2 separate regions of the Homo sapiens genome follow, and region 1 is linked to region 2. A link is a loop called in an ENCODE intact Hi-C map of the cell type or tissue named here. Cell type or tissue: CD4-positive, alpha-beta T cell. All regions are shown on one strand. Each heading gives the region's core, and the rest is flanking DNA. Links, peaks and the distances in the headings are about the cores only. Region 1 holds the start of LOC124906248 (a long non-coding RNA gene). Region 2 overlaps FOXP1 (forkhead box P1).

Region 1 (15,708 bases), core at 4,645-7,144, 53 kb after region 2:
ATTTCCTTTTAGTCCTTAGAGTAGGCTACATTCTGTTGTTTTTCTAGTGTTTTTGTCCTTTGGGATGAAACTATAAATGGTGGCAGATGCCATCTCTATGTTAGTGAGAAGTAGGAAGGACCTCAGGGAAAGTGTCAGAGCAAACTGGAAATCCCAGAAGTTTTGTTTAATAATTATAATCTGGCCATTTGTTCTGTGTGACAGCTACTTTTATAAGCAATATACTAGCACCATCTTACTGAGTTCTTGTAAGTACTATGAAGTAGCTCCTCTTACCACCTTCATGTTACAGGTGAATAAAGTGAGGCTCAGAGAGATTGCCTATTATTAAATTGCCTAGAGTTACAGAAGAAGTAACCCAAACTGAATACAATCTGTCATTTAGTTAACAGTAATATGTCAATGCTAATTTCCTGGTTCTGATACTGTATACAGCTGTACAAGATGTCACCGTTGGGGAAAACTGGATGAAGGGTATATGGGTATTGTACTATTTTTGCAACTTCTTGTGGTCTGTAATTATTTCAAAATTTAAAAAAAGAAAGAGGTAGATTTTAGACTTGGATCAAGGTCTGTTTGCTTTTTTTTTTTTAGACGGAGTCTCTGTCACCCAGGCTGGAGTGCAATGGCGTGATCTCGGCTCACTGCAGCCTCCACCTCCCCGGTTTAAGCAGTTCTCCTGTCTCAGCCTCCTAAGTAGCTGGAACTACAGGAGTCTGCCACCACGACCGGCTAATTTTTGTATTTTTAGTAGAGATGGGGTTTCACCTTGTTGGTCAGGCTGGTCTCGAACTCCTGATCAGGCTGTTCTCGAACTCCTGACCTCAGGTGATCCACCTGCCTCGATCTCTCAAAGTGCTGGGATTACAGGTGTGAGCCACTATGTGCGGCCTGTTTGCTTTTATAATCCAGATTTTTCACTGCTTTGCCTTCTTAGATCATTTGACTAGGAATAATATGGTCTCTGTTCCACTATCTTTATAGGGTTTGAGTTTTCAGGTCTCTCAGACCACATCACATGGTTTCCTATAAGTCCCTTGTGATTTCAGGAATAAAGATTCATCCTTGATTTATGAAATGATTTGTAAAATAGATTGTAATTAATTCCTGATGTGTACATGGAACCTCATGTGGACATCTAGAAAAGAGAATGGCAGTAGTAACCCAAAGATTTAGTAGCTTGCAGCATGTAAATCTGATAAGCGGCAAAAAAGTTAAATTCATAAGACTAGTTATGTAGCAGAAAAAAACATAAGATTCAAATTCAGAAGCCTGTGTTTTAAAGCTGTATTTTTGGCTAACTTGTTATGTGATCTCAGTTTCCTCACTTAGGAAATCATTGAGAAGCGACTCATGCATGTTCTACCACAAGCTTCCATGGATAAATAACTTTGAAACATTCCAGATAATACAACTTCAAACCTTTGTCTTTACTGAGTGAAAATGATTGCTGTAGAAGTCGTTCAGTCTTACGACTGGAGAGTCAAGCTCTAGGATATGTTGGTGGATCTGTTAACCAGTTGATTAAATCCTAGTAATATTTTATTTCAAATCTTTCTTCTTTGTTTTTCTTTTTCTTTTGAGACGGAGTCTCACTCTGTTGCCCAGGCTGGAGTGCAGTGGCACAATCTTAGCTCACAGCAACCTCCGCCTACTGGGTTCAAGTGATTCTCCTGCTTCAGCCTCCCGAGTAGCTGGGATTACAGGCTGGTCGAACTCCTGACCTCAGGTGATCCACCCGCCTCTGCCTCCCAAAGTGCTAGGATTACAGGCATTAGCCACCACGCCTTGCCTCTTCTTTTTAAATATAGGTATTTACAGCTATAAATTTCCCTCTGAGTACTGCTTTATCTGTACCTCATAAGTTTTAGTATGTCTTCATTTTCATTCATCTCAAAGTATTTTCTAATCTCCTTTAATTCGTTGGTTATATAGGAGTGTATAGTTTAATCTCCACTTGTTTATGGATTTCCCACATTTTTTTGTTACTGATTTCTAATTTCATTTCTTTGTAATTGGATAACATACTTTTAAATTTACTGAGCCATGTTTTATGGTTCAGAATATGGTATATCCTGGAGAGTGTCCTTGAGAAGAGTGTATATTCTGTTGTCATTAGGTGGAAGTTGCTATGGATGGATGTCTGGTTGGTTGGTTCCTAGGCCTGGTTGGTTCCTAGTGTTGTTCATGCCTTCTATTTCCTTGCTGATCTTCTGCCTCATTCTGTCCAGGATTGGTAGGTGGAGTATTGAAGTCTCCAGCTATTATTCTGGAGTTGTCTATTTCTCCTGTCAGCTCTGTCAGTTTTGCTTCATATATTTTGGGGTTCTGTTTTTAGGTGAAGATTTTCTCAAAGCAAGCAAAAGAAAACTCTTCTTATGTTACCCACTCTCAGAACTTCATTCAGCTTTAGTGTTTAAGAATTAAAACACTCTCTGAAAAAGTTTAGTTTTATAGTGGCTCCCTGACATTGATGGAGACATTTAGGCCATATTTACACAGGTAAAGAGAGATGAGGGATTGGTGGCTTTATTTAATCAATATATTAATTTTTTTTATTGTGGGCAGCTGGTAGGGTCCAATTGAGGCCAAACCAACATTAACTTCAGTAGCAGATGACTGGGAGCTTTGATTTACCCAGATCATTGTTTCGTCTCCACTATTCACTTACTCTGTGTAGACATGGACTAACTCAATACAAACATGTTCCATGGGAAAAAATATGCTTTTTATTTTTTTTAAGAAATAAGAATAAAATGCAATTTTCTTGTTGCTAAATCTCTGACTCTACAGCCCTTTCTGTGTGGAGGCCACGTGGCAAACTCCAGGTGCATCTGTCATACAGAAATTGCTTTTCCCCCCAAAATACAGAAATGTGAAATAAACCAATTTGGGCACAAGTAGTGTATGCTAGATTTACTTAGTATCTGTCAAACATCTCCATACACTCAATGTATTAGGACAAATCAAAGAGTTATAACTGTCTAGTTTCTGCACAAATACATATATAGTTTCTACTTAGACACTGATGCTACTGATTGATTATTTTTGCTAACAGTGCTATGGCCAAACACTTAATTTGTTCCTTTTCAGCAGTATTGTAAATTTGTTCTAGACATATGTCAGTGGGAAAATAGGGGGGCAGGGGGTTATCTACGCAAGCACCCATGCACACACACAGGTACATACACATATGCATCAAAAGATACTTCCTCACTTAAAGATGTTTAAAAGGGTATTTACTTTGACATGAAATAATTCTTCAGCCTTTTTATTATTGTTAAACATCTTTTGGTGTTTATGAGCAATAAAATAGTTTAGCCACGACTGTATATTCACTATGAATGAAACATGGTTTTTCAGAAGAGATTTTACATGTATGTTAAAGCCATTTTCTTTTCTTGTCATTTATGTGAATGGTCCATAGATTGGATTGCTAGTGGAAGAAGCCATGTGATTCTGTATCTTAACTTTCTCTCAGAGAGGAATTATCGTCTTTGTCATTTTGTTTCAATGTGCTACCTCCCTACCTGCTGGGTTTCCCAACAGCCGTCAGCTAACTATTCTTGTACCATACTGCTACCAGCATTCCTGGTTCACAAATATGAAGTAAACAGAAAATCTTGCTAATTTGAGCCCAGTAGGAACCTTAACGCTGTAATGAGGGACTAATTTTGAAAGCAGAGAGACATCTCTTACAAAATTAGAGCCCAATTTTTTAATGATCTTAAATAACTAATTGAGAGTAAGAATGGTATTTAAGAAAGAGTGAGACACTGATACGCTGAAGAGTTACAACAAGGAGAGGAGACTCCTCCAGGAGCCCTAGTAATTATACAGTCTTCCTTCGTTGCCACCAATGCTAATCTGAGTGTGGGAATGATAATGTACCTTAGAGGACAGGTTTGTGGTTGAAATGCTCTTGATAGATTTTGACAAATTAAACAGTGGTAAAGATGTTTGGAAGTTATCCAGGTCCTTACCATTATTTATGTCAGTGAACTAGAAATCAGTGGTTAATTTGCAGTTCTTATAATTTTTATGATACTTGTGTTGTTGTAAATTTAGCCGTGTGCGGCATCAACTCAGCAGGATACATTTTATGTTGTCAGCTACCTTTTGACATCATAATAGATTTCATTTGCCAAATCTTTCTCGATAGAATAAAATGTAAAAGAGAGCTGAAGAGAATATTTGGATCATATCCAGACACTAGTAAACATATGATGGACTTTCTGAGATCAGAAGGCTCAGATATGGAATAGGGGGAGAAATTAGACCCTGTTAGTGGTTTTCTTTTTCTTCTTTTTCCCCTTAAACCATCCTAGTGTTCTTTGCTAGATAGGCATCTTTTATCTTGACTCAAAGCTAGTGTGTTTCTTAGCGTGTGGTACCTTGCACAATTACCAAAGTATAATTTAGTTACTGCTTTTCCACACCTTTTAACCATTAATGCACCTTTGTTAGTGTCTTCTTTATTGCACTGGATCGCAAGTTCTGTAGTCCTATTTTTTTTCTCATTATGTTTTTATATCCATTATATTATTTTAAAGAAAAATATTGGCCAGGCATAGTGTCTCATGCCTGTAATCCCAGCACTTTGGGAGGCCGAGGCGGGTTCAGGAGTTCGAGACCATCCTGGCTTAATAGGGTGAAACCCCGCCTCTACGAAAAATACAAAAAAATTAGCTGGGCATGGTGGCGGGCCCCTGTAGTCCCAGCTACTTGGGAGGCTGGGGCAGGAGAATGGCATGGACCTGGGAGATGGAGCTTGCAGTGAGCCGAGATTGCCTGGGTGACAGAGTGAGACTCCGTCTCAAAGAAAAAATTTATACTCTCCTGGGATAATTAAAGACTCGGGTTGGAAAGGCATTTTGTAGTTAAGATGTTTTGTTTCTCCATCCTTTTTCTTTAGGTTATTCAAATCCGTCCCTCATAATTATCCACTTTCTATAACACTGACCCTTGTCCTGCTAATAACCGAAGAGGATTAGTGGACACCCCTGCCTTTGTACCTATTTGTTCTCTGAGATTCTTTGTTTTGACCTCTAAGTAATTTCTTTTTAGGCCCTCTGCTCTTTATGTAACACATGTTTTTGCAGATCTCACTTTGATCTGTGTGAACATATAGCCTCCCATTTCTCTTATGTCATTTATCCTGCTTAGAAACATTTTATGAGAGCATAAGCCATGCTTTCATTTTTTCCTTTCGTACACCTCTTTCGAATCTCTTCAGAGGAAATTCCTCCTTAATACTTACTATGAGCTCAGCAGCAGTACAGAGGTATGATGACTGTGACCTAAGGATGTCCAGCCCTGTGAAACGAGCGCTTCCTCGTCCTCCTTGTGTATAACGGAGGTACATATCTTGAGTCCCTTGTTTGGAGTGTCTGTCTGGCATGGATGCTGCTGCTCCACTCTGCCATAGCCTTCTCTGTTCCCAATGTCTAATAAATGTTTAATGATAATTGAAATGATTAGTTATCAATCCATAATGGAGAAGAGCTTATTAACCTTTTCTGATCACAGCTACATTATCCTTGAGATGAAAGTTTTTGCTACCATGTACCAGCAACTGGAAGTCAGATCCATTGGACTGATTGGGGTCCCTGCTGTGTCATGGCATAAAATGGTTTCATATCATTGATCAATCTTCTGGAAGGTATATGCCCTTTGTTATTACTTCAAAGAATAGCCAATATTTCTATATTTGAGATAATATATGTATAGCTATGTAATGTATTTGGGGGCCTGCACTTTCAATATTTTTATAAAGTAGAACAGTTATAGAAAACTACCCACCCACTCCCAACTATACACATGCTCGCGCACAGATCAGTTCTGAACCAGATGTCCTATTTCCATACTGTATAAAAGGTAGCCATTGTCTACTGAGCACTGCAGATGTGGCTAGTATAACTGAGGGACTAAATTTTACCTAATTTTAAATTTCCGTTTTAATAGCCATATGTGGCTACTGTATTAAGTTGCATTCATATATATGTATTTGTATATATTTACATAAAAATTGTTTTAAGGCAGGGAACCTTGCCACCCAAATCAAGAAATTGAACTTAGCCACCTTGAAGTTTCTCCTGTGTCCTGTTCCACTCACAGCCCTTTCCAAAAACAACTCATGTTTTTACTTTTATCATAATCATTTCCATTTGTTAATTATTTGATCACCTACATGTGCATCCTTAGACACCACAGTTTAATATTGTCCACTTTTTAAATGTTTGATATGTCTTTTAAGTTTCTTAATCTGAAGATTTCCTGTCTATGCCTTTCTTTTCTTTGTACTTTACCACCTTTCAGAGATCCCTGGCCCCCTGAGCTGTAGGGTTCCCCAGAGCCTGGAAGTTGCTGATTGCATCCTCAGTTCAACATGTCCCTCTGCCTTCTCTATCTCCTGCACATTGGCAAGCTGGATCCAGAGGCTCATGTTTGATCCCTTCAGCACAACTCTAGGTGGTGTTGTGTTCTTTCATTTGTGAGGGATATAATATCTTATTGTCTTCCTTTTTGTGATATTGACGGTCATTAATCCTTACTGCCTAGATCCATTAATTCACTGGGAGATGCAACACGGTGATATTCTAATTCTACTTACTAGCTGGGATGCTTTTGTAATTTTATTCTTCATCTACTCTTTAGTTACCCAGTGGTACTGTTCATTTAGGTAATACAGGATAAATGTCGAATTCTTTCCCTCTATTTACTAAGTTTCAAAATAATGAGTTGACTCGCTCTCCTTTTCTGAAAGTAACCATTAAATTTTCATGTTTTTATCGAACACATGGACACAGGGAGGGGAACCTCACACACTGGGGCCTATCGGGGGGTGGAGGGCAAGGGGAGGGAGAGCATTAGGACAAATACCTAATGCATGTGGGGCTTAAAATCTAGATGTCTGGTTGATAGGTGCAGCAAACCACCATGGCACACGTATACCTGTGTAACCTGCACATTCTGCACATGTATCCCAGAACTTACAGTAAAATAAAAATAAAATAAACTAAAAATTTTTTATGTTTTTATAAACTATAAATTTAAACATGTTAGTAGATTTCAATTTATTGCATTTTTTAAACTTTTATTGAAGATCAAATTGTCTGTCTTTCATGAGTGTAACTTCTTTGCATTCGCTCCTCTGTCCTTCTGATATGACCCTACGGTCTTTCATAGCTTCTTTGCTCCCTGCTATGACAGAATGTTTCAGACTCACCTTGTACCTTTTTTTTTTTTTTTTTTTTTTTTTTTTTTTTTGAGATGGAGTTTCGCTGTTATTGCCCAGGCTGGAGTGCAATGGCACGATCTTGGTCCACTGCAACCTCCGCCTCCGCCTCCACCCCCGCCTGAGTCTCCTACCTTAGCCTCCTGAGTAGCTGGAATTACAGGTGCACGCCAACAAGTCCAGCTAATTTTTGTATTATTTGTAGAGACGGGGTTTCACCACGTTGGCCAAGCTGGTCTCAAACTCCTGAACTCAGGTGATCCACCTGCCTCGGCCTCCCAAAGTGCTAAGATTATAAGCGTGAGCCACCACGCCTGGCCACCTTGTACATTTCTTACCTGAGAATTGAAATCAACCATTTATCTAGAAACCCATTTCTTTTAGTGGGAATTTGTGTTTCAAGACAATTATCTTAGCGCTAACAGTGCTCCTTGTTGTGAGTGTGTCCAGGCCTCATGAGTTCATCCTGATATTTCCATTTCATAATCAGGATTACAGGGCTTTTATTTAACCTCCTATTTATTACATCTTTATCTCCTTTCTTCCATGCTGACAGTTTTGGTTCTCGAGAACAAAGGGGATGGTAGCATTAGAATATCCCATAATTGCCCATCTGCTTATTTCTCTACCTTACACACAACAGTCTTAGAATAACAATACTAAATACTTCCACTACCAGTTATGATTAGCAAGAAGAGTAAACATTTTATTACATATGCTATCCCTAGTCTAACTCCATTATTATGTTTTTTTTTTTGAAGACAGGATATTGCTGTGTTGCCCAGGCTGGAGCGCCGTGGCACGATTATAGCTCACTGTAATTTCGAACTCCTGGGCTCAAGTGATCCTCCCACCTCAGCCTCTGTTGTAGCTGGGACTACAGGTATGTGCCACCATGCCTGGCTAATGATTTTTAATTTTTAATTTAATTTAATTTAATTTTTTTGTAGAGGTGGGGTCTCACTAGGTTTCCCAGGCTGATCTTGAACTCCTGGCCCCAAGTGATCCTCCCACCTTGGCTGCCCAAAGTGCTAGGATTACAAGTGTGAGCCACTCACTCTTTGCATTATTTTTTGATAGTTGTATTAGATTTGCATTTTCAGGACATTTAGCCATTTATATGATACTCTCCCCCTTTTAACTCTAACCCTATTGTACTTTTTAGTAATACAGGTATGTTCAGTGCTCAGTACCAGTTCTTCAGTCCTTATGTCAATGTCTGTAGTCATTTTGTCTAAACTTCATTTCTGTTAGATTTTTTGGAAAAGGCTCATGGGTACTGTATTCCCTGAATTCTTGAATTTTCGTAACAGTTTGCTGTGTTCTTTATACTTAAACCACAATCTTTACTGAATTAAAAATGTTGCCTCACATTTTTTCTTTGCATATCTTAAATATGTTACTCCTTTTTCTTCTGGCATAATAAGTCTTAAGTCCAGTAATTTTATTAGATTATATCTTAGTGTCGGTCATTTGGAGCAAATATGCTTCAGTGTCCAGGGTCCTTTTGCAATATGTAGTTTCAGAATATTTTTTTAATTTCAGGAATGTTTCTTTGAATTATAGTTTTAGGTATTTGGACAATTTTCTTCCTTTGCTTTCCTCTCCAGGGATTCCTACTTTTTTTTCTTTCTTCTTTTAGTTTTGAGCTTTGTCACCCAGGCTGGAGTACAGTAGCATGATCTTGGCTCGCTGCAACCTGTGCCTCCCAGGTTCAAACGATTCTCATGCCTCAGCCTCCTGAGTAGCTGGGACTACAGGCATGTGCCACCACGCCTGGCTAATTTTTGTCTTTTTAGTAGAGACAGAATTTCGCCATGTTGACCAGGCTGGTCTTGAACTCCTGGGCTCAAGCAGTCCTCCCACCTTGGCCTCACAAAGTGGTGGGATAACAGGCGTGAGCCACCACACCTGACCCAGGGATTCCTATTTTCTATATGTTGGATCTCCTTTACCTGTCTTCAGTATTCGATACTTTCCCTTAAATCCTTCTCTCTCTCTTAATTTCTGTTTGATTTTGTTTTTCATTTTAACCTTCTAGTTTTTTTTAAAGCGTTATTTGTTGTATCTATTTGCTATCTGTCCCTCTAGTGTATTTTCTTATTTCTAGAATGATTTTTCTTTTTTTCAAGTTTATTCTTTCTTCCCCCATTTCTCAGCCAGTCGAATTCTTATTTATGTAATTCTTTTTTGTTTATTTTCTTTTGTTTTGTTTTTTTAAGATAGGGTCTCACTCTGTCATTCAGGCTGAAGTGCAGTGGTGCCATTTCAGCTCACTGCAACCTGTGCCCCCAGGCTCAAGCGATCCTCCCACCTCAGCCTCCTAAATAGCTGGGATCACAGGCACGCACCACCACACCCAGCTATTTCTTTGTATTTTTTTGTGGGGACAGCGTCTCGCCATCTTGCCCTGGCTGGCTTCAAACTCGTGAGTGCAAGTGATCCTCCCACCTCGGCCTCCCAAAGTGCTGGGATTACAGGTGTGAGCCACTGTACGTGGCTTGATTTATGTAATTCTTTCAGGCCGTATATCTTATTCTTAATGTCTTTTAGCTCATTTTGAAGTAATAGGTTACAGACAAGTAATGACATGTCTGATAAATGCTTTCATTTTGTGTAAGATGTTATTCTGTTCCTTTTTTTTTATCACTTTGTATAGAATTTTACCTCAAAATTTTTATATTGCTCATTTTTACGTGAAAGTGATTTTTCTGAACTTTTAGCAGGGTGGCTGTATTAAGAGAGATCTTCTAATTCCTTAGAGCTCTCTCTCTTTTGGGTTACTTTCTACTACTTGGCTACTGGCATGCTTTCTAAAATATCTTTACTGTATTCTTCTCTACTTTGGGGAGGCCTTTCTCTTATCTTTCCTCTTGGTTTTCTCTGTCCTTTTTGATTTTGATTCTGTTGCCAGGAGTTTTTCCTCAGTGTGGAGTCCTATGCTAGAATGGAGACCTCACAGCCCAGTTTTGAGAGTTCATAAGCACTAGACTCCTCCCAGCTCTGCAGACTTTTCTTAATACGGGCCCTTTGCTCTGACCCTTTGTTGGAACGGGAAATACCCCACAGCCCTAAGTTCAGCTGCTATTTTAAACTTGGCTCACCATACTGTCCATTTAGTACTTATTGGCAATACTGGGGTTCTTTTTCTCAGTTCTTTCCGTTGCTGCATTGCCGCCCTCTGCTTCTTCCCACCTAGGTGCTACTATTCTGTAGGACTTGAGGCTAGTCTTAGCTTTTCCACATCTGTTGTATTACAGTGTTCAAAGTGACACTGGTCACTTGATTTTATTTTTTACTTTTTTGAGATAGAGTCTTGCCCTGTTGCCCAGGCTGGAGTGCAGTGGCATGATCTCAGCACACTGCAACCTCCACCTCCCAGGTTCAAGTGATTCCCCTGCCTCAGCCTCCCGAGTAGCTGTGATTAATTACAGGCACGTGCCACCATGCCTGGCCAATTTTTATATTTTTAGTCAAGACAGAGTTTCACTATTTTGGCCAGGCTAGTCTCAAACTCCTGACCTCAAGTGATCCACCCACCTCAGCCTCCTAAAGTGCTGGTGTGTCCGGAATTGGTGGGTTCTTGGTCTCACTGACTTCAAGAATGAAGCCGCGGACCCTCGCTGTGAGTGTTACAGTTCTTCAAGGCGGCATGTCCGGAGTTTCTTCTTTCTGATGTTCGGATGTGTTTGGAGTTTCTTCCTTCTGGTGGGTTCGTGGTCTCGCTGGCTCAGGCGTGAAGCTGCAGACCTTCGCGGTGAGCGTTACAGCTCTTAAGGCGGCGCGTCTGGAGTTGTTCATTCCTCCCGGTGGGTTCGTAGTCTCGCTGGCTTCAGGAGTGAAGCTGCGGTGAGTGTTACAGCTCATAAAGGCAGTGTGGACCCAAAGAGTGAGCAATAGCAAGATTTATTGCAAACAGCGAAAGAACAAAGCTTCCACAGTATGGAAGGGGACCCAAGCGGGTTGCCACTGCTGGCTCGGGCAGCCTGCTTTTTATTTCTCTATGTGGCCCCACCCACATCCTGCTGATTGGTCCATTTTACAAAGAGCCAGTTGGTCTGTTTTACAGAGAGCTGATTGGTCCATGTTGACAGGGTGCTGATTGGTGCATTTACAATCCCTGAACTAGACACAAAAGTTCTCCACCTCCCCACTAGATTAGCTAGATACAGAGTGTTGATTGGTGTATTTACAAACCCTGAGCTAGACACAGGGTGCTGATTGGTGTGTTGACAAACCTTGAGGTAGACACAGAGTACTGATTGGCGTATTTACAATCCCTTAGCTAGACATAAAGGTTCTCCAAGTCTCCACCAGATTAACTAGATGCAGAGTGCCGATTGGTCCAGTCACAAACCCTGAGCTAGACACAGGGTGCTGATTGGTGTATTTACAAACCTTGAGCTAGATACAGAGTGCTGATTGGTGTATTTACAATCCCTTAGCTAGACGTGAAGATTCTCCAAGTCCCCACTAGACTCAGGAGCCCAGTTGGCTTCACCCAGTGGATCCCGCACCGGGGCCGCAGGTGGAGCTGCGTGCCAGTCCCGCGCCGTGCGCCCGCACTCCTCAGCCCTTGGGCGGTCGATGGGACTGGGTGCCGTGGAGCAGGGAGCGGCGCTTGTCGGGGAGGCTTGGGCTGCGCAGGAGCCCATGGCGGGGGGTGGGGAGGGGGGAGGCTCAGGCATGGAAGGCTGCAGGTCCTAAGCCCTGCCCCGCGGGGAGGCAGCTAAGGCCCAGGGAGAAATTGAGCACAGCAGCTGCTGGCCCAGGTGCTAAGCCCCTCACTGCCCCAGGCTTGCGGGCCAGCTGGCCACTCCAAGTGCGGGGCCGCCGAGCCCACTCACCCCAGAACTCGCGCTGGCCCACAAGCACCCTGCGCAGCCCCAGTTCCCGCCCACACCTCTCTCTCCACACCTCCCCACAAGCTGAGGGAGCCGTCTCCGGCCTTGGCTAGCCCAGAAAGGGCCTCCCACAGTGCAGCGGCGGGCTGAAGGGCCCCTCAAGCGCGGCCAGAGTGGGCACCAAGGCCGAGGAGGCACCCAGAGCAAGCGAGGGCTGCGAGGGCTGCCAGCACGCTGTCACCTCTCACTGGGATTACAGGTGGGAGCCACTGTGCCTGGCCTGATTTTCTTATATGTTTGTTTGCTTGTGGATTTTTGGTTTTGCTCTCTAGTTGCTCTGTATGTTTTTATGTGGGGACTCAGCAAGATTCAAAAACTGTGCTTCTGCAAACTCTGCCTCTCTCTTTTGTAATATAAGTTCTACCTGAGGCTTTATCAAGCACATTTTTCCATGTCACTAAATGTTGCCACATAACCTTATTTTTAATGGCTGCATAATATTCCACTACTGCATGAATGTAACATAATTTATTAAGGCAATCTACTATTATTGGGCACTCATGTCTTAATTGCACTTAATGCAAATTTCTTTTAGTTATAAATTTGTCCACAGATTCTTTACCAGTTTTTCTCCCTTCTGTAGGTTTTGTGGATTAAAGTAAGCACAGCAAAAATAGGGCTGTTTGCTGAACCGCTGACTTCCACTTCTTTATTTTTGTTCATTCCTATGGTCAATATCGATGCATTTCAAACTCAAATGTGTGGACTGTCATCTTCTCAAAGGATGTTTTTTTCTGACATGACGCTTTAATTATATGAAAAGTTTTATAAAAACATAGAAGTGACTTACAATATTTTATATGTAATGAATTGTTTATATTGATAAGATTAAAATCACAAGAAAGTAGAAATGCTCTTAAAAATGTGGGATCATTGTGCCTTAGAGTTAAGAAAACCTTTGCCCAATGAAGAAAAAGTAGAAAGCAAAGGAGAATGTTAAAGTACATATCACACAGCATTTTATGCTGGTTTTATGTCAGCCTGAGAAGTGATATTGTGTGCTTCAGCTTTGAAGCATAGCAGGAGGAAGAGTTATACATGTTATTACATGTATAAGTTCATGTTTTTTCTTTTCTTTTCTTTCTGCTTTTCTTTTGAAACAGGTTCTCCCTGTGTTGCCTAGGCTAGTCTCAAACTCCTAGGCTCAAGAGATCTTCCCACCCTGCAGCCTTCTGAGTAGCTGGGATTACAGGCACAAGCCACTATGTCTGGCATGTTATTTTCTTTGAAAGGATTGTGTCTTGTCAAATGAACACTCGCATGTTAATAAAAATCATCTTATTCTGATATCAAATATTAACATTGTTCTTGATTGTAGATACTGTTTTGGAACATGTATGCTGCGAATTCTTCCAGCGGTAATGTTATCAAAATTACACCTAGACATTTCCCTGTAACTCTTCTCAGTGCTGTACTATAGAAAGTATTAGGCCTCAAACCATGATCAAATTCTGATAGTTGTTCTTCTCATCTCACCCACCTGCAAATGTGTTTATTGCTGGCTGTTTTCTCCCAGTGCTTTAGGGGAAGATCCTGTCTTTTTTTTTTTTTTTCAACATTTTGCTCTCTGATGCCCTGGGACAACCCTGTGTTGTGAGATTTAAGAGGTCTAGACTTTGTGGCCGGGCGCGGTGGCTTATGCCTGTAATCCCAGCACTTTGGGAGGCTGAGACGGGTGATCACGAGGTAGGAGATCAAGACCATCCTAGCTAACACAGTGAAACCCCGTCTCTACTAAAAATACAAAAAAATTAGCCAGCCTGGTGGCGGGTGCCTGTAGTCCCAGCTACTCGGAAGGCTGAGGCAGGAGAATGGTGTGAACCCAGGAGGCGGAGCTTGCAGTGAGCAGAGATCACGACACTGCACTCCAGCCTGTGCGACAGAGGGAGACTCCCTCTCAAAAAAAAGAAAAAGAAAAAAAAAGAGGTCTAGACTTTGTGAAAGGCTATCTCAGTGGGTGACGGGATCATTCATTCCACCTATGTCAGCCATTGCACCCAAGCAGCTTGATCAGGTCACAGTCCAGCTGGATCAAAGGGCACCAGGCGTGAGCTCAGGGCTGGGCAACCAAGCCAGTCACAGGTGGAGGATATTGAGGACCAACTGAGCCAATTTGGCCATTCTGAAACTGTCAGTTTTTTTTTTTTTGTTTTTTTTTTTTTTTAGCGAGATGGAGTTTCGCTCTTGTTGCCCGGGCTGGAGTGCAATGGCACGATCTCGGCTCACCACAACCTTCGCCTCCTGGGTTCAAGCAGTTCTCCTGCCTCAGCCTCCCAAGTAGCTAGGATTACAGGCATGCACCACCACGTCGGCTAATTTTGTATTTTTAGTAGAAACGGGGTTTCTCCATGTTGGTCAGGCTGGTCTTGAACTCCCAACCTCCGGTGATCCAACTGCCTCAGCCTCCTAAAGTGCTGGGATTACAGGCATGAGCCACTGCGCCCAGCCAACTGTCAGATTCTTTTAGCCAATACCGTAGCTACCCTGGTCAGCTGTAGAAAGGGTTATGCATTTCTTCACTATCTTGTGTCTGGTTGCATTGAAAGCAAGTCTCTGCAAAATTCTGCCAAATGGGCAGAAATGTATCAAGAAGGAAGCCCAGAAAAGTCACACATTGTGTTCCTCTGAGGCATGAAGTCCCTCTTTGCTGCCCTCACTGACTCCAGCAGGCATCTCATATGAAAGGTGTGGTAAGGAGCAAGCAATGATATTTTGATGGCAGGATCAACCCACTTTCTAGTCCAAAGATGACAGGTTCCCTCATTGTACCAAATAAGATCTATGTGTGGAGCACAGTTCTTCAGCTGGGAGCCTCCTGATTTGCCAAATTCTTCTTTTTTTTAATTTTTAAATTTTTATTTTTTATTTCTTTGGTAGAAACGGGGTTTTACCATGTTGGCCAAGCTGGTCTTGAACTCCTGGGCTTGGCCATCTGCCCGCCTCAGCCTCCCAAAGTGCCGAGATTACAGGCATGAGTGCCCAGCCTGTTTGCCAAATTCTTCTGCCTCCTTTAATGTAAACATGTTTACACCCAGTCTTTTCAGCTTATCACGTATCTTGAACACTACTAATTTCACCAATGAAAAACAATTTCAGATCTCTCTACTGCTGATGAATAAACTTTCTGGTGTAGTTTTAAATGACAATATTTGAGGTGCTTGTGTGGCCTACTGTCATGTGTAGAGAGGTTGGGGGAATACCCTGGGAGAACATTACTGATTTAGAAAAATGTTGCCACTTCTGGGTAATAAAATTACAGACATTTATATGCGCCTTATTTTGAAAGAATGTGTTATAATAAGCAAAAAGAGTGAGTTAGATTAGAGATACTTTGAGATTGAGATATAATGTATCAGTAAACATACAGGTTTGCACATACACACTTATATGTGATAGAATTGAACTACCCTTTACAGCAGGTCATTTGCTCTGCTTATAACTTTGAGAAATTGGGCTGGGCACAGTGGCTCACACCTGTAAACCTAGCACTTTGGGAGGCTGAGGCGGGCAGATCATGAGGTCAGGAGATCAAGACCATCCTGGCTAACACGGTGAAACCCCATCTCT
Region 2 (15,708 bases), core at 7,587-10,086:
TGTATATACACACATACATATGTATACACCTAAACCTATGTACATACCTGTATATCTACACATATACACATATGTGTATGTACACACATAGACACACGTATGGTTGTTAAATTTCATAAACCCAAATAATTCAAGTTTCTTTCCTAACACAGAAAGTCACTTCTACGAACAGTTGAAAAATAAATATTATAATCAGCGAGGCATCACAAATAACTTTTATGTCTAAATCAAGCTATTAAATGCTTTTTTATTTTTAAGTAGATAGGGGAATAAAATAGCTGTATAGTTCATAAAGTGGTGTGCCATTACTGCCTGCTGTGCCCAAGAATTATGCCAGCTTTTTACACTCATGAAGTAAAAGCGGATTAGAACTGTGATCAATGTATTATCCTATATATCTTATTTTGCATTGTATTTCCTTTTTGAGCACCTTTGTAGACTAAATGGCTACTAATGACATAATTACAATTGTTTGTCACCACCATAATGCATGATTTCCTATCTCATCATGAAGATGTAAGTTAGATAAAGGAGGAGTTTTGGCAGGAAGACAAAGTGCAGTGATTTATTAAAGGCCAGATGTGGTTGTTAAAAGCTTTTCTACAGAAGGCACAATTGAGTGATGTGAAATGGGAGCAAAATCACTCTGCACCCCCAGCCCGTGGTTCTTGGTGTGAGTGACATAGTTGCTTCTGGAAGCATGACAAATGAGCCACATGTTTTATTGTTGTGTACAAATTTTATGTTGGAATTTAAACAGGGTGAAAAGGGTTCACATTAGCTTATACCAGCAAAGTAGGTGTTTAAAGGAAGCTAATGAGACTAAAGGGCTGGCGATGTTTTCAGCGTGCTTAGTGCTTCATAGCAAGAACTGAAATATCTTATGTTTCTGTCAAGTTTCAAAGAGGGAAAATCCCAGCACTGTTTTAAAAAAATGAGAGTGGTTAATATGAGAATTCAAAGAAATCAGAAGCAAGTGGAGACAAGATATTACTTAAGCACTGTTGACATACATATTGCACACATCGACTTGACATATATACAATCAGATTAGATAGATGCTTCTAAGGAAAGAGGCACAATTTCTGGTTTTAGCATTATTTGCACACACAAAGCTCTGTTAAAATAATGTTAAGACATTGGAGTGTTAGAAGCTATGAGTGGTACGAAGAGTGTTTTCAAGCTTTTGGAGGAGGATAAAAAAAGAAAATGGTTGTATCTTAAAAGCTATTCTGTGGACAGAAGGTAGTGATCTTTCTGGTTTTCCTTCCTTCCTCTCCCCTTCTCTCTCTTTCCCCACTCTCTCTGCTTCTTCCTTCTTTCCCTGTCTCTACCTTCTCCCTCCTTCCCTTGCATCCCTGTAAAATGTTATACGGAGAACAGTTAAACTGTAGGATTAGGTCTGTCTGTACAGCTTGGGACCTGGAATTATACTAGACATAGGAACTTTCCTGCCTTTTCCAGTGTAGATGGAGAAATTATTCTAAATGGTATAAGTTGAAGACTTCAAAGGTTTCTAGATTAACTCTGTGAAATCAGTGAGAGCTTTGGTGGGGTTTTCCTTCCTTGTCCTCTCAGCTGAAAATATGGGGTCCTCCTATTGTTTTCTCCCATAGTACTGCAGACTTGATAGCTCTTGTAGACTTGACCATACATTGTAATTATATGTCTATTTGTAAAATCATTTGTTTAACATTTATTTCCCAGTGTTCAGTCTGTAAGTTCCACAGAGGCAAAAACTGGCCCCAAGGCCCGTCGCATTGCCTGGCACATAATGTACATTTGGAAAGTATTTGTTGAACAATCCAAAGAACCGCAGGCAGCAATACCTACATTCAGGATATCACTTGGAAAAACTAGCAAAATCCATCCAGATAAAACGTTCCCAGATTATAAATGCTCATCCACATAATCTGTGGAGCAGTTCAGATGGCTCTTTTGCAACTTTCTTAAAGTTTGGAACTTTGGAATCCAGTTAGATCTCGTTCCTTCCGAATGGGTTTTTGCCTCCTAAGCTCTCTTCATGCAATTCCAGGGACTGCCACTTGATGGCTTAGACAATTTAAAATATAAAGTGGGAAAGGTACACGTGCTTCCAACCCTGCCTAGACTCTGCTGGTTCCATTTAAATGTGTATATATACACATATATATATATGTATATATATATATACACATATATATGTATATATATATACACATATATATGTGTATATATATATACACATATATATGTATATATATATATATACACATATATATGTGTATATATATACACATATATATATATACACACATATATATATATACACATATATATATGTGTATATATATATATATACACACATATATATGTTCCTTATGACTCATACATTGAACCTTATACGGAGATGAATACAGTTGAAGTACAGGGAGTAAAGTTTCGGAGAAATAAAACACTTAGAATCAGGGCTGTATTCGTGGGTGTGAGACATGCCCAATCTCACAAGACCTGACGCTTAGAAGGGACCCACACTTGGTTTAATGCTCTGCTGTTGCTGTCTTCTTAAACATTTTTTAAAATTTTGAACAAGGGGTCCCAAGTGTTCATTATGCCACGGGCCCCATAAATTATGTAGTCAGTCTGAACTGGAATTTGTGTTACTTGAAGGTAGGTTGCTTTAGGCCTGATCTTAGCTGACCATGGCTCCTTTAGGAGTCTTTGTTTAGTGCTTGGTAGGAAGCTTGTTCCCACGGGACAAGCCTGTGGGTTAAGAGCTTGGCTTTGACTCAGACTTCCTGGGTCAAATCCTGGCTCTGCAACTGGGTCAGTTACTTAAACTTTCCAAGCCCAGTTTCCTCATTTACAAAATGGAGATGATAATAGTGTGTCTGCTTCCTAGACTTGAGTTGATTAAACTAACGTCCCAGGTGCACGTCTTAGGGCTGAGCACTGCATTTCTGCTAGGTATGGTTGCAATCATCGGGCACCACATTCCTGGTTACACCTGACACTTACTGAGCTTCCTGCTCTCTGTGGCAGCTCCAAAAGTTTCAGGATTCTTGCCCTGCTTTGATGCTCTACTGTTCCAGCACTCAAGGTTCTGTGTAGTCCGGTAGCAGAGTTCAAGTTAGACTGAACTCTAAGACTTGACTCAGCTCTGCCCTATCCCTCCTCCTGAATGAGGCTCTAGCTGCTCTTCTTTAAGCCTTCTCTTTTATGTTAGATGATTAATTAATATGGAAAGGAATTGTGTAACTAAACTTTGCATTTTTGTAACCCATCTCTGTTTCCTGGTGGGTGCAAAGATGCCTCTTATTCGATATATCATTAAAGAAACCAGTCTTTTTTTCTGCAGAGCATTTATAATATATTTTAATATAGCCAAGTCATTCATAACCAACCCCCCCATTAATTACAGGAAATTTGCGCAACATTGACCATATCAAAGGACTCTACATTATAAAGAGGAGAATACATTATTGGAGACCGATATGATGTGGGATATGATTCATTCATTCATTTAGCAATTATTTATTGAAGACTTTGTGTGTGCCAGGCAGTGTTGTACGTACTGGGAATATAACTGTTAACAAGACTGCCAAGAACCTTGCTGTTGTGTTGCTGGTATTCTAGTAGGGTACAGATACTAAACAAACAACAAAGAACAGTATCAGAGGAAAGTGCTGTGCAGAGAAATAAAACAGAATGATGAAATAAGGAGTGCCCCTGGGCCAGTTTAGATGAGGTACCCAGGTAAGGCTTCTCAGAGGAGGTGACTTTTGAGCTGAGGTCTGAATGGCAAGAAGGAGGCAGCCAGGAGCAGCTTGGAAGAGAAGCATTCCAGACTTAGGGAACAACCAGTGTTCAGACCCTGGGGTATCATGAACTGGGTGGGTCTGAGGAACAGAAAAAAGGCATACAAGATGGAGAGCAGAAACACTCAAGGCAGCAGAACTAGTTGGGGCCTGATCTTACAGACTTTGGAAACCAGGGTCGCAAGACGCCGAGCTTTATTCTTCTACCTATTACTTTAATGCTAAAAGGGAACTAGGAATCTGTTCAGTCATGAGCCAAATAATAGAATCAGTGAAACAGTCTCCAGATATTAACTAGGGGGAAGTAGATGGTTTTGTCTGGATTATCCAGTTCAATTTTTTTTTTTTTTTTTTTTTTTTTGTGACGGGGTTTCACTCTTGTTGCCCAGGCTGGAGTGCAGTGGCGCGATCTTGGCTCACCGCAACCTCTGCCTCCTGGGTTCAAGCAATTCTCCTGCCTCAGCCTCCCAAGTAGCTGGGATTACAGGCATGCTCCACCACATCCGGTTAATTTTGTATTTTTAGTAGAGACGAGGTTTCTCCATGTTGGTCAGGCTGGTCTCGAACTCCCGACCTCAGGTGATCTGCCCGTCTCGGCCTCCCAAAGTGCTGGGATTACAGGCGTTAGCCACCGCGCCCAGCCTCCAGTTCAATTCTTTCGTTAAGAGCCATAATAGTGAAAGGAGCACTGGAATTGGAGTCCCCAAACAAATCCCAGCAGTTTTGGGACGAGCCATTTAGTTTTTCCAGAGTCATCCATCTGTAAGACTGACACTACCTTTGACACAAGGGTCGGTATAATGATGAAATGGCAGCTACCTGACAAATGCAAAGTCATATACAAAATACAAAGTTGCTATTATTGATGACCCTTCAATTTGATCATCTTATCTATTAAAATGTCTATTTTTAAAACTATAAAAATGCATCTTTGATCCATTGAAGAGACTTTATATCTTACCGGGAGAAACCTAGCAGACAAATTCATGGTGGGTATAGTTACCTTTTTCCCTCATTGGTTCCTAGGCATTGCTTCACACTCACAGATAACCTGTTTGACCTTTTCTTCTAAGGTCTGGGATGTATTTAAGAACAAATGACCACTGCCTATGGAATTCTTTCTTCTAGATTTTTTGTCCAATAGCTGAATTGGATTTGAAATAGGGGAGGCTTAAAAAGGAGAGTTGACTGTTGGTTTTAAAAACGTATCTCTAAAGAGGACTCATCATTGTTCTGAGAAAACAAAAATCCGGGACTTCTAAAAATAACTGCTGATTGCCTTGGAGTTGGGCTGGTGCATATGAACAATTTACATTCTGCTCTTTGGGAGCTGGTGACTCTTCTGGAAATTGGGGCTCTTTTAGTGGACATTGTTGATGCAGGCATAGTTGGCTTTTGTTTCCATGTGCTTCTCAGAAACTCTTGCTCTGCTCCGCAGACATTTGTATGTGTCAAAGAAGTATATGGGGCTGAGTGCAGTGGCTCATGCCTGTAACCCCAACACTTTGGGAGGCCGAGGCTGGAGGATCACTTGAGCCCAGGAGTTCAACACCAGCCTGGGCAACACAGTGAGATCCCATCTCTACAAAAAATTTAAAAAATGAAAAAGAATCAGATGGGATGAGAGAGTCCATAGGTCAGGTTCTCCAAGAGTAGTTTTCAGGAGCCATGTAAGTGGCCCTAGAGATTCTGAACTTTAAAATGTTAAAACTGCTTTGATTTCACAGACACCCTTTCAAAAGATTATCTCAGATTACTGGAAGACTTTCTTGTTAAGTTTAGAGAATTTTGCATTTTGCTTAGAAATCATTTTCAAGTTTTATTAGAACATTTACTAGCAATGGTGCTAATTATTTTAAATATGACCCTGGAAATGGGCTATGTCAGCTTGAAAAGACTATTTTTAACGGAATTTGGTTTTAAAGGCAGGTTTTATAGACATTATAGTAATACCGTTGTTATCTAATTAGCATCCACTGCGTAAATGTACATGATATTAGAGAGGCAAGTATACATAAAATTATAAATTGTGACATTTTATGAGTTTTTTTTTTATTATGAGTCTTCTATAGTCATCATTACTTAACAGTGTGAAATGTGGTCTTAGACATTACATCATGTAAAGACCAGGAGACAAAAAAAAACTGAGGATCAATTTTTGATTATAATAAAGTTTTAGTATGAGGCATTTCTGAATATGTGTCATGAATATGAGTCATGATTTTCACACCAAACCTGACCTATTATGATTATGCTTCAACTTCATGGGGTTTTCAGTATTTAAATTCTAAACCCAATTCTAAGGTTTCAAAATGATTCACATTCAAACCTACTTTTATGTTTTATAATTAAATAAGAAAATATTGCTTATACCTACATTTTTATTATTCTTGGGCATATTATAATTATTTCTTTAATTTCACCAATAAAATAGCCCATTTCTTCATTAGTAAATTATCAGGCTATCTCAATAAAAAAATTAGTTTGAATGTGGCTTGCCATCTCAAAGAGTCATTTCAGTTTGGAATTTTCTCACTTTTTTCATTTGTTCTTTTTGTAAAATGTGAAGATACTTTCTAGGTAAATTAATCCCTTCCAAACGGTAAAATAACTTTCTTCTTGGAAAGAGTTATTACAGTCTTATTCTTTACAATCTTAAATACCACTTAGGTTAGCGTGAACAATACATGAAAAAAATTACACTAGTTAAAAAAAGAATGATTGCGACCTAGGCCAAGTGCATTGCAATTATATGTTCATGGAAAAGTGAGCTTTCTACTGGGAAGAGCACGATATAGATGCCCATGAAATTTCCAAAGTTTAAGTATTTTTGTAAATTAGGTTGTTCCTAGTTAAACAGGTGGCTTTAAAGGCTGGTTTCACTGTTGTTTTAATCATAGTTTAGTTACCATGGAGAAATATGCAAGTTAGCATTTATACACAGAAGTGAAATTTATGCTGCATAGATAATAGCCTAAATTTAGCTTGACTTAAGTTTACCACTTCCTTTTTTTTAAACAAAAAGAATAGTAATATATCACATATATCCATTAACAAGTTAATTTCTTTAAACGCGACTGTTATATTTTTAGAGAATTTCTTTTCTTAAGCCTCAGACACCTCTGTCACTGTGACCTCTTCCAGTGCTGAGTATAATGTAACATATTACATCAGATTTGCTCTAATTGTTTCACCCTTAGGTTTAATAAAACACTTTGCTGAGTTTAAAATCAGTTATGTGGTGAAAAAGTAATGTTTGGACACATTGCATCTAGTTGAGTTTTATAAAGGACTATTATTTTCTACTGAAAATCTTTAGGAAATGTGCCATGCTGATAGGACCAATCTGATATCATAACCCAACGATAATTTTGATTAGATATGTTTTCTAAAGAAAATTCAGAGACAGGTCTATTTCTAATGAACTGTTTTGATCTTAATGCCTTCTTCACTGAGTAATAGATTTTTCACTCTGAATTAAGATGTTCGTCTGTGTGGAATCCAGCATCCGTGAGCTGTCTTTCCTGCTTTACCCTGTACCCCTGAACGAAGGCTAAGTTTTCAAGGACAAATGTAGTAAAAGTGTCCTGATCCAACATGAGGTCCCCCAGCACAGAGAGAGAGCAGCAGATCCCTTTCAACACCAGCTGTTCTCACAGATATAGATTGCTGCAGTGAAATTTTCTTAATATAATTCAGGAAGCTCTAGAGAATTCTCCAAAACAACTGTGCCAACAAGGAAAATGTTGAATTTTTCATCAGCTGCCCAATGCTGAGAGTTAGTGGGCAATCCGTTCATTCATGACCAGATGTTCAGTGTAGTAACGCTCCGCAGTTAACTTGAACCTTGTGGCCTGTTTACCATTGGCTGCAAGGACATTGGCAGCAACCTGGCATTGGAGAATTGAGGCCCGCACAAGCGAAAGACCGAAGTGTGTGTCTGTGGCTTCCTGGTTTTCACCAGCGACCAGACAAGGTAGGGAATGATGAAAGAAAGGAAAGACATCACATCAATCATTTTGGAGGTGGGAGAATTTGCTATATGATTGTGTCTTGGGGGAACAGTAGGCAAATTCTTAAACTCATTTTTATTTGGAAAGAAAGGCAGTCTTTGTTTATTTAGTTAGGCAGATTTTTCAACCTATGTCTAAACCATGAAACTTTTTGTAGTGGGGGCAAGTAGGCATGGGTGGTTAAGACAGTAAGAAAAAGATTTCTAAATTTAAACTGGAGGAAGTCAATAAAATTGACTCTTAATATTGAAACCTGACAAAGTCCAATCTAGAATTGGAAATATGTGATATTTTTGTTTTAGGTGAGTGTTATTATTACAAGTGGAGAATACTTAGATCTTCCATTCATACAGATTCATCATTTCCTTCATATACATGTTTGGAGGCCATGACATTTTTGTGAGCTCTTTGAAGTAATGATGTTCAGCGGGAGGGGGAACTTAGATGGAGCAGGAGTTTTTGAACAAACAATTTGATTTTTTACTTTGAAAAGGATTTTGCCTGCAAATAATTAACAGTGTTTAATTCTGGATTTGCAACAGGCCAGGCCTGGGGAGGGCAGAGTTTGATAACGTGAGGCTTGTCTCAGATGGGGGGCTCATCTCTTCCTGACTACACGGCACTGCACAAGAATTTGAACTGTTTATTTCAAAGCAGCATGCACAAAGGAACTTTTAAAATCTTTCTTATTTAACCGTTTTTAACTTGGGCCACGTCTGCAAGAAGTTGCCATGTCTGCAAGAAGTTGGCCTTTGTTTACTTGAAACTGGAACAGAATGTCATCATGGAATAAACCTTTCGCTTTTTGGAGACTTGGATTGTTTTTCTCTTCCTATAGAATTCTTGACTGCCCCCCCCAACCCCCCTCCCCACCACACACACACACATCCTTACTGACGCCCATCCATGAGGCACAACTGTAACTTGCAGGACCTTTTAAGCAGAAGCCTTGCAGTAAGGATATTTGCTTTGGCAGAGCTTTCTGCCTTTGGTTTACAAAGTTGCAGTGAACACTTCCTTTGCATTTCCTGCTTACAGAGAAGGTGGGTTGCATGTCGCACTGAGATATGGAAATTCCTCATGACTCCATTTCAAGCCTGAACCTCTTGGCCCTTAGAATCCCACTGCTGAAGTATGTGTTTCTTTTGTCTGGGTGATTTTTTCTTTTTCTGAAAAGTCCCTTGGCTTGTTGACTTAGAAAGAGGAGGTTTTGAGTTACAGCAGGTCCTGACTTAGGGCTGCTGGGATGCAAGGTGAAGGCATTGCGTTGTTTTCCTGGATGCTAACTTGCTGATAGAAAAGTGAGAACCAGTTTACAGTAGCTCTGACACTACTGTTACCTTTCTGCAGTCCTCTCCAGCTGCTCCGAGCCCTTCGATGCCTTCGCCATGCACACAGTTTGTTCTTGGGTGTGAAAGCAAATAGTATTTGAGTTGGCAGCGACTTCTCTTTCAGTGGAGTTTGCTGCCTCGGCAAGAAACCGCAGCCTGAGCTTTCTGCTGCTGAAGGTTTCCACTGGCAGGATGGCCTTTTCCCACATTTCCTTGGTTTGAGGAAACAGATTTTTGAACTTTTTTTTTTTTTTTTAAAGACAGAATGCCAACATTTAACAGCTGGAGTCAGTATAATTTATGGTTTTCACTTTATGTTCTTGTGGATGTATAAAAATTAAAAATCCACAATTATTATTAAATTATGCAAGTTTTTGCAAAAAAAGTGATTAAAAATAGAACCTCTGTTATGAGGCATTCAAGAAAGTCATTGTTACCTAAACAGGTATTCTCAATTATTCTATCTTTAATGGTTTTTAATTGTTGTAATTTACTCATATTCTCTTGCATCTCTCAGAGGAGATGTTTCTGAAAGCTCTTCGTGTTTTCTTTGAGGAGCAAGTAGGAGTTTGTTCATTTGAACCACTTCAGTTTTTTTCCACCTTATTTAATTTATTTTATTATATTTGTTTTGTACACGTCGTTGTGTTCATCCTCACTTCAGGTAACCCTTACTGCAACAGCACTTATAAAAGCAAAGCAGTCATAAACCTGCTACCTATCGAGATGATCCTGTGCCAAGAGGAACGCAGGTGTCGCTCATGAAAGTGATGCAGGCCTTTGTGAGCCACAGACCCTCCCTTGTAGGAAAGCCTCAGTTTTCCTACATTTCCTTTAGGTGAAATTTATAACCCGCCCCCCCCGGCCCCCCCCCCCCCCGCCGCTTACAGATATAGCATATGGAGTCCTAATTGATTGGAGGCCTCACTGAATTTGCACCATATCGGAATCAGGAAATGAATGCAGTCAGCCAATAAAAAGTGATGGAATGTTGCCTCAAGATATGTAATATTTTTGTCCTATCAGTACACAAATACTAAATTTTTTTTGGTTATTTAAAAATTTCTAATGATAGAGATAAAGATTCTGAGAACCTTTATTAACATCCTCCCAAAGCCACACCTTTAGTTAAAAAGTAGCTCTGACATTTTTGTTATCTCGATTTCTCAGAAAATAAAATAGGAAGTGAAAAGGCCATTCTACTTGGTACAGTGTGTTACTATAAAGACCATTCGCTCTACACGTTAGATTTAGGGTCAGAACATTAGCTGTGATGAATAGCTAGGGACAAAATTTTTCTTTTCTTTTCAAGGATAGTGGCAGTTAATCATTTTTATCTGTCCGCCTTGTAGACTTGATTAGATTTATTATGTATGCCGCATGTTTATGGCATTTTTATTATATGTTGTTAATTTGTTGTAACTGCCACTATGTTTTTTTCTTCTTCCCTTTTTCTCCCTTGAGCACCCTTGAAAGCAACTAAGTGTTACCTTGTGCTTTAGGAAACTTCATTTAATTTTTCATTTTAATAAAAGCCCTAATAGTCAACAGGTTAAAAAAATAATAACCGGTGTTACAATGTGTATCTTCAGATAAAAGGAAAATTTGTACTTAACGTTAATTTTGAATTCTTATGTTTTCTGATGTTGATGAAGTAATGCATGTTCGGGTAGATTTAGAGAATACACGGCTATAAAAACATTTCACCTGAAACCTAGAAGGGCGAGCTGCGGAACGTGCACTAAACTATAATTTTCTTCATTAGTAGAAAGCCATCTATATAGTTTTCAAATCACTGCTAGGTAAGACAATTGGGCCGTTTAACATTTAAGCTGCTTAAAAAGTCACGCAGTTGAATGATGCATTTAGAACATCTTTTTTAGCTTACTAGCTCTCAGAATGGATATGGAATCTGTTAAATATAGAGGCCATTCTTTAAATAAGGCCGACAGTTAAAATTGGGAAGCCAGAGAATTAGATTGGAAATGATTTACGATGAGTCTACAGGACATTAAAAAAAATAAAGTTAGAAAAGGAAATCCACTGGCTGCATTGGCTATATTACAGCAGAGAATTTTTACTTTTCATCCCTTTTGAATTGGCTGGATATATGGGTAATGCATAGAAACAGACTTTCGGGAAAAATTGACAGAACTTTTCTTTTTATTATATGTTCTGGCATTGGTTTGGTATTGGCATCGTAAGCCTCTGACTATAACCAAGTCAGTTTCTTGTTTTGACAGTTACAAACTTTTTTTCAATAACAGAGAACCACCCATTCTCTTAAGAGCATTAGACGTTGAAATAAATAGAAGCTGGATTGAACAACGACTTTGTTTGTGTCATGCCGCATGAACACATGGGTCCTTAATAAATACCATTTGAAGATGACACATGGGTGTGGTTATTGAGTTTATAATGTGTAATCATCACACATGCATATATCGCTTTTAAGAATTGTTATGCATTCGTTCATACGCACAGCAAGAAGTTGATACATTTTTATGGAAAAAAACCAATGTGAATTCAAAGAGACAGATTACAGACAATATTAAGTCATTCAGGTGTGAAGTGGTTTCACTGATGCTAAAACTTGTTATGATGGCTCATTAAAACATCTGAAATCCTTACTTATAATGAGAAAGAGAAAGAAATACAATTTTAGATGTCTTAGCTATAAAATCCTTAATTATTCCAATTGTAGCAATACAATATTGAGTTAATCAAGAAAAAGGGATATATTTACTAACTAATGGTGGAAGACTTCAAGGTGATGAAGTTATTAACCCAGTTTTAGACTTTGGTGTTCTGAGAGATGCACTATGCCCCATTGTGTGCACGAGACCAGCATTTGATTCCAGTACCTCCTGCCCTATTCTGATGTTTATGTAGGCAACTTTGAAAAAGCAAAAGTTCATATTCAAATTCTGTCCTTAGGAATAAAGTGTCGAAAGAAATAAGATATTTTGTTACCGTCATGAAGCATTTCAGCTAGAGCTTGCTGAAAATATAAACATTAGATATTTGGGTTAGGGGATTTCTGGCTCATGGCAGCTGGGTGAATAAGCAACAAAGTCTAAAAATCTTGGTGCTCAGAGCAATGAACAATTCCTTTGGTTGGTACACAGAGCTCATAGAGGAGAAAAGAGAAAATATTAGTAGGTTGGAAAGGTAGCTGATGTAAGATGGAGAACCTCAAATTCAGAGTTAAGGAGTAAAGAATTCAGTAACATTAATTAATATTAATATTAAATACTAATGGCAGATAACATTTGCTATGGGCAAGGCATCAAGCTTAGTGGTTGACAATTCATTGTATTATTTTACTGGTAATAAGCTTCCAAGGAAGGTGATTCTTTTTTTTTTTTTTTTTTTTGAGACGGAATCTTGCTTTGTCAACAGGCTAGAGTGCAGTGGCACCATCTTGGCTCACTGTAACCTCTGCCTCCCGGGTTCAGGTGATTCTCTTGCCTCAGCCTCCCGAGTAGCTGGGACTACAGGCATGCGCTACCACGCCCAGCTAATTTTTTTGTATTTTTAGTAGAGACGGGGTTTCACCATAATGGCCAGGATGGTCTTGATCTTTTGAGGTCGTGATCTGCCCACCTTGGCCTCCCAAAGTAATGGGATTACAGGCATGAGCCACCGCACAGGGCGTGATTCTATTATTATGCGTAGTTAACAGAGATGAGAAGACTGAGTCTTGGAAAAGTCATGTGATCTTACCCTGGGCACGCAATGGTCAGATGGAGCCAAGATTTCAAATTAGACTCTGTGGCTTAAGAATCAGCCTTTTGAGGACTGACTCTATTGCCAGTGGGCACAACCAGGGATTTTTGAGCAGAGGAGTCTCTGGTCAGAACTGTGCTCTGGGATAATTCATCTGTCATATTTCAAAGCAATGTAGTGAGGAGCCCAGATAGGAGGAAATTGTGATGTTCTGAAGAGCGGCAACTACAGTCTGCAGTTGAGTGTTTGATGAGATTGGAAAGGCAGTGATGGAGAGGTCCCAAAATCCTTAACGTTTTGGGCGGTACTTGGTGTGAAAGACAGATGATTGGGAGAATGGAGTTGGTATTCTTATCCCTTGCTAATGGAAGAGGAGAGAGGGCAGGCTGGGAAGGGATGAGCTGAGGTTTGGATGTGGCTTGAGGTGCAGACGTTAATTTCAGGCAGAGTCTTTTGGAAGGTGATGAAATACACATTGAACTAGAGGTTACGAAGATAGTCAGGGCTGGAGATGTGGATCTGAAGCCACAGAAGCCAGTAGAAAGAGTGAGACTGGTACATTTAGAGAGGTGCGGGGAAAAGAAAGTGGCTGGAGAAGGAGACCACGATATAAATCAGTCTTAGGAGATAAAGAAAAATCTTTCTGCACATTGGAGATGACAGATTTGTAGGCCATGCTTCAGACACATACCTATACATATTCATGTTTGTATACATATTCATGTACATATTTATATATGTATTCCTATATACATTCATATGTATTACTGTGTGTGTTTGTATATGTATCTTATTCATGAGCATGCGCTGTTCTCTTATGCTCACATATGTATTCTTGGGAGCCTTTCCCACCTCAGCAAGTGGGGAGAGGAAGAGTGGGGTAGGCGTCAGTCTCTCCCCAGAGCAGCTGATTGGGGCAGGTTCTGCTCCCTGCTGCTGCAGTTTGAGAGCAGTAGAGGGAAAATGGGGTTTACTTTGTGTACGTGTGGTTCAGGCCAACACGCAGAATTTTATACCCCTCAAAATGCATTCCTCCACAGAAGCCTGGCAACTTTAAATGCTCTAGTAAATGTTAGGTGATTTATAATACAGTTTTAAAGAATTCAGCAAGATTACCATTCTATTGTGAAATAAGGGCTGACAGTGTGGTCAGTAAATGTGTTAACTTTTCATTTGGGTTGGTATGTCTCTCCTTTGCAAATCCATTCATCTGCCGAAATGCATATGAGAAGCATTGCTTTTGCCAATGAAGGATTGCAGTTAGGATTTTTTTTTTTTTTTACTTCCTTTTCCCGTGCCCCTTCTTAATTACTAAGAAGGTTAACAGCACACACTTCAGGGTCACTGATGTTGTGTTGTGTTCTGTTTTTGTTTTTCCTGTAGCCAAAGAAATGCTGTATTATTGCTCAAGTCTGTTTTGTGTTGTTGATTGAAGGGCTGAGAGAGTGCCCGTTTCTTTTTCTTTCAAGATACCACTAAGTGATTTCCTTTCAGGGTTCTAGAAAATGTGTCACCCTGACAAAAATTGCCTTCCCATGCTAGTAGCCTTAAGCTTCTACTTCTTAATTCCTTACATGGCCATTTCCTAAATGGTTAGAGTTATTTGGAACACCTTAAAATTAAAAAGCTTTCATTGCCACCCACTCCACCACTCAGACTGCCAGTGATATGAAATTCACCTGAACCCTTTACAGTTGGTGACAATTGTTTTAGGAAAATATATGTGATAAGATGCTGCAGGTCCTCATACCAGTGTCAACTCAGAATGTCGTTCACATTTCTTCTGAGAGTCTCCAATTGGCCACATTACTGAGAGCTTTGTCATAATGCTTTAAGTCATTTATCAGCTGAGGTCACTTTGACTTTTGAGATTCTAATAAAATTGGCTTGAACTTTTATCTTATACCCTGTGGGAATTCCAATGAGCATTTCTGGAGGCTTTGTTTTCGTGGTGGATTTTTGTTAGAGAACTCTTGATATTCCTTGTTTCCGTTGCTTTTCTCTCTTCTCTCAGAGTTAGAAATTAGCTTCTTTCCACAATTTCCTTCCACACAGCTCACACAGACCGTGGAAGTTTAGGGAGTTGGAGGAAGTTTGCATCAGAGAAATTTGGAAGGATGTTTAACAGCCTGTTTGTTTGTTGGTTTGTTTGTTTGTTTGTTTGTTTGTTTTGCTGAGACGGAGTCCCACTCTGTTGCCCAGATTGCAACGGGCGATCTCAGCTCACTGCAACCTCCACCTCTGGGGGTTCAAGCGATTCTCCTGCCTCAGCCTCCCACATAACTGGGACTACAGGCTTACACCACCATGCCTGGCTAATTTTTTTGTATTTTTAGTAGAGGCAGGGTTACACCACGTTGGCCAGGCTGGTCTGGGACTCCTGCCTCAGGTGATCCGCCCACCTCAGCCTCCCAAAGTGCTGGGATTACAGGCGTGAGCCACCGCGCCCGCCAGCCTTGTATGTTTGCACATACATAGTTGTCTCTGAAGAGCTTTCTCTATACATCATGACCTCCAAATTGCCTGACTTACCCTCTTTTATCTATCTTCTCACCTCTCATTCTTCTGGTTTCTGTTACCAACTCATGTTTCTTAAAAACGGCAATTTAGTTTTCTCTTTCTGTCTCACCATTTCCTTCCAAACCAGGTTCAAGGGGGCCTGGTCTTCCATGTTTCAAGCGATGTGTCAAGGATGAGCTGACTAGTAAAATGATCTTTTTAGTTAAGTACATGTGCACAGACACCCCTGCTTTTTCTCCCTCCACTCTCTCTCCCATAAATGTAGCAAAAACTGAAGCTACTTTGCATAGAAAAAGACATATTAAGGTTTTACCTATT

Evidence for each region. Hi-C counts contacts between places; a loop is a spot of excess contacts. Peaks named below come from ENCODE experiments on the same cell type or tissue, not always from the same donor. Only the 100,000 strongest peaks of a DNase experiment are listed, where the experiment ranks them.
Region 1: it touches region 2 in a loop (1.9-fold over the local background); 3 of 110 quality-filtered maps call a loop at or near these places.

The regions. Positions count from the first base shown.
Region 1 is chr3:71,327,572-71,343,279 of GRCh38, reverse strand. The region is part of intron 4 of FOXP1 (forkhead box P1); the gene reads left to right. It overlaps LOC124906248 (a long non-coding RNA gene), which reads right to left and starts at 5,350. Exons shown (of 4, transcript XR_007095957.1): 1 at 5,261-5,350. In CD4-positive, alpha-beta T cell, for the core only: no CTCF peak of the experiment used is centred there; no DNase peak of the experiment used is centred there.
Region 2 is chr3:71,383,551-71,399,258 of GRCh38, reverse strand. The region is part of intron 3 of FOXP1 (forkhead box P1); the gene reads left to right. Among named protein-coding and RNA genes, the nearest start is that of FOXP1-AS1, 100 kb to the right of the region's middle. RefSeq lists enhancers at 1-1,583, 6,927-7,006 and a silencer at 8,687-8,981. In CD4-positive, alpha-beta T cell, for the core only: no CTCF peak of the experiment used is centred there; DNase peaks (open chromatin) are centred at 8,918 and 9,048; H3K4me3 peaks cover 675 bases; H3K27ac peaks cover 1,948 bases.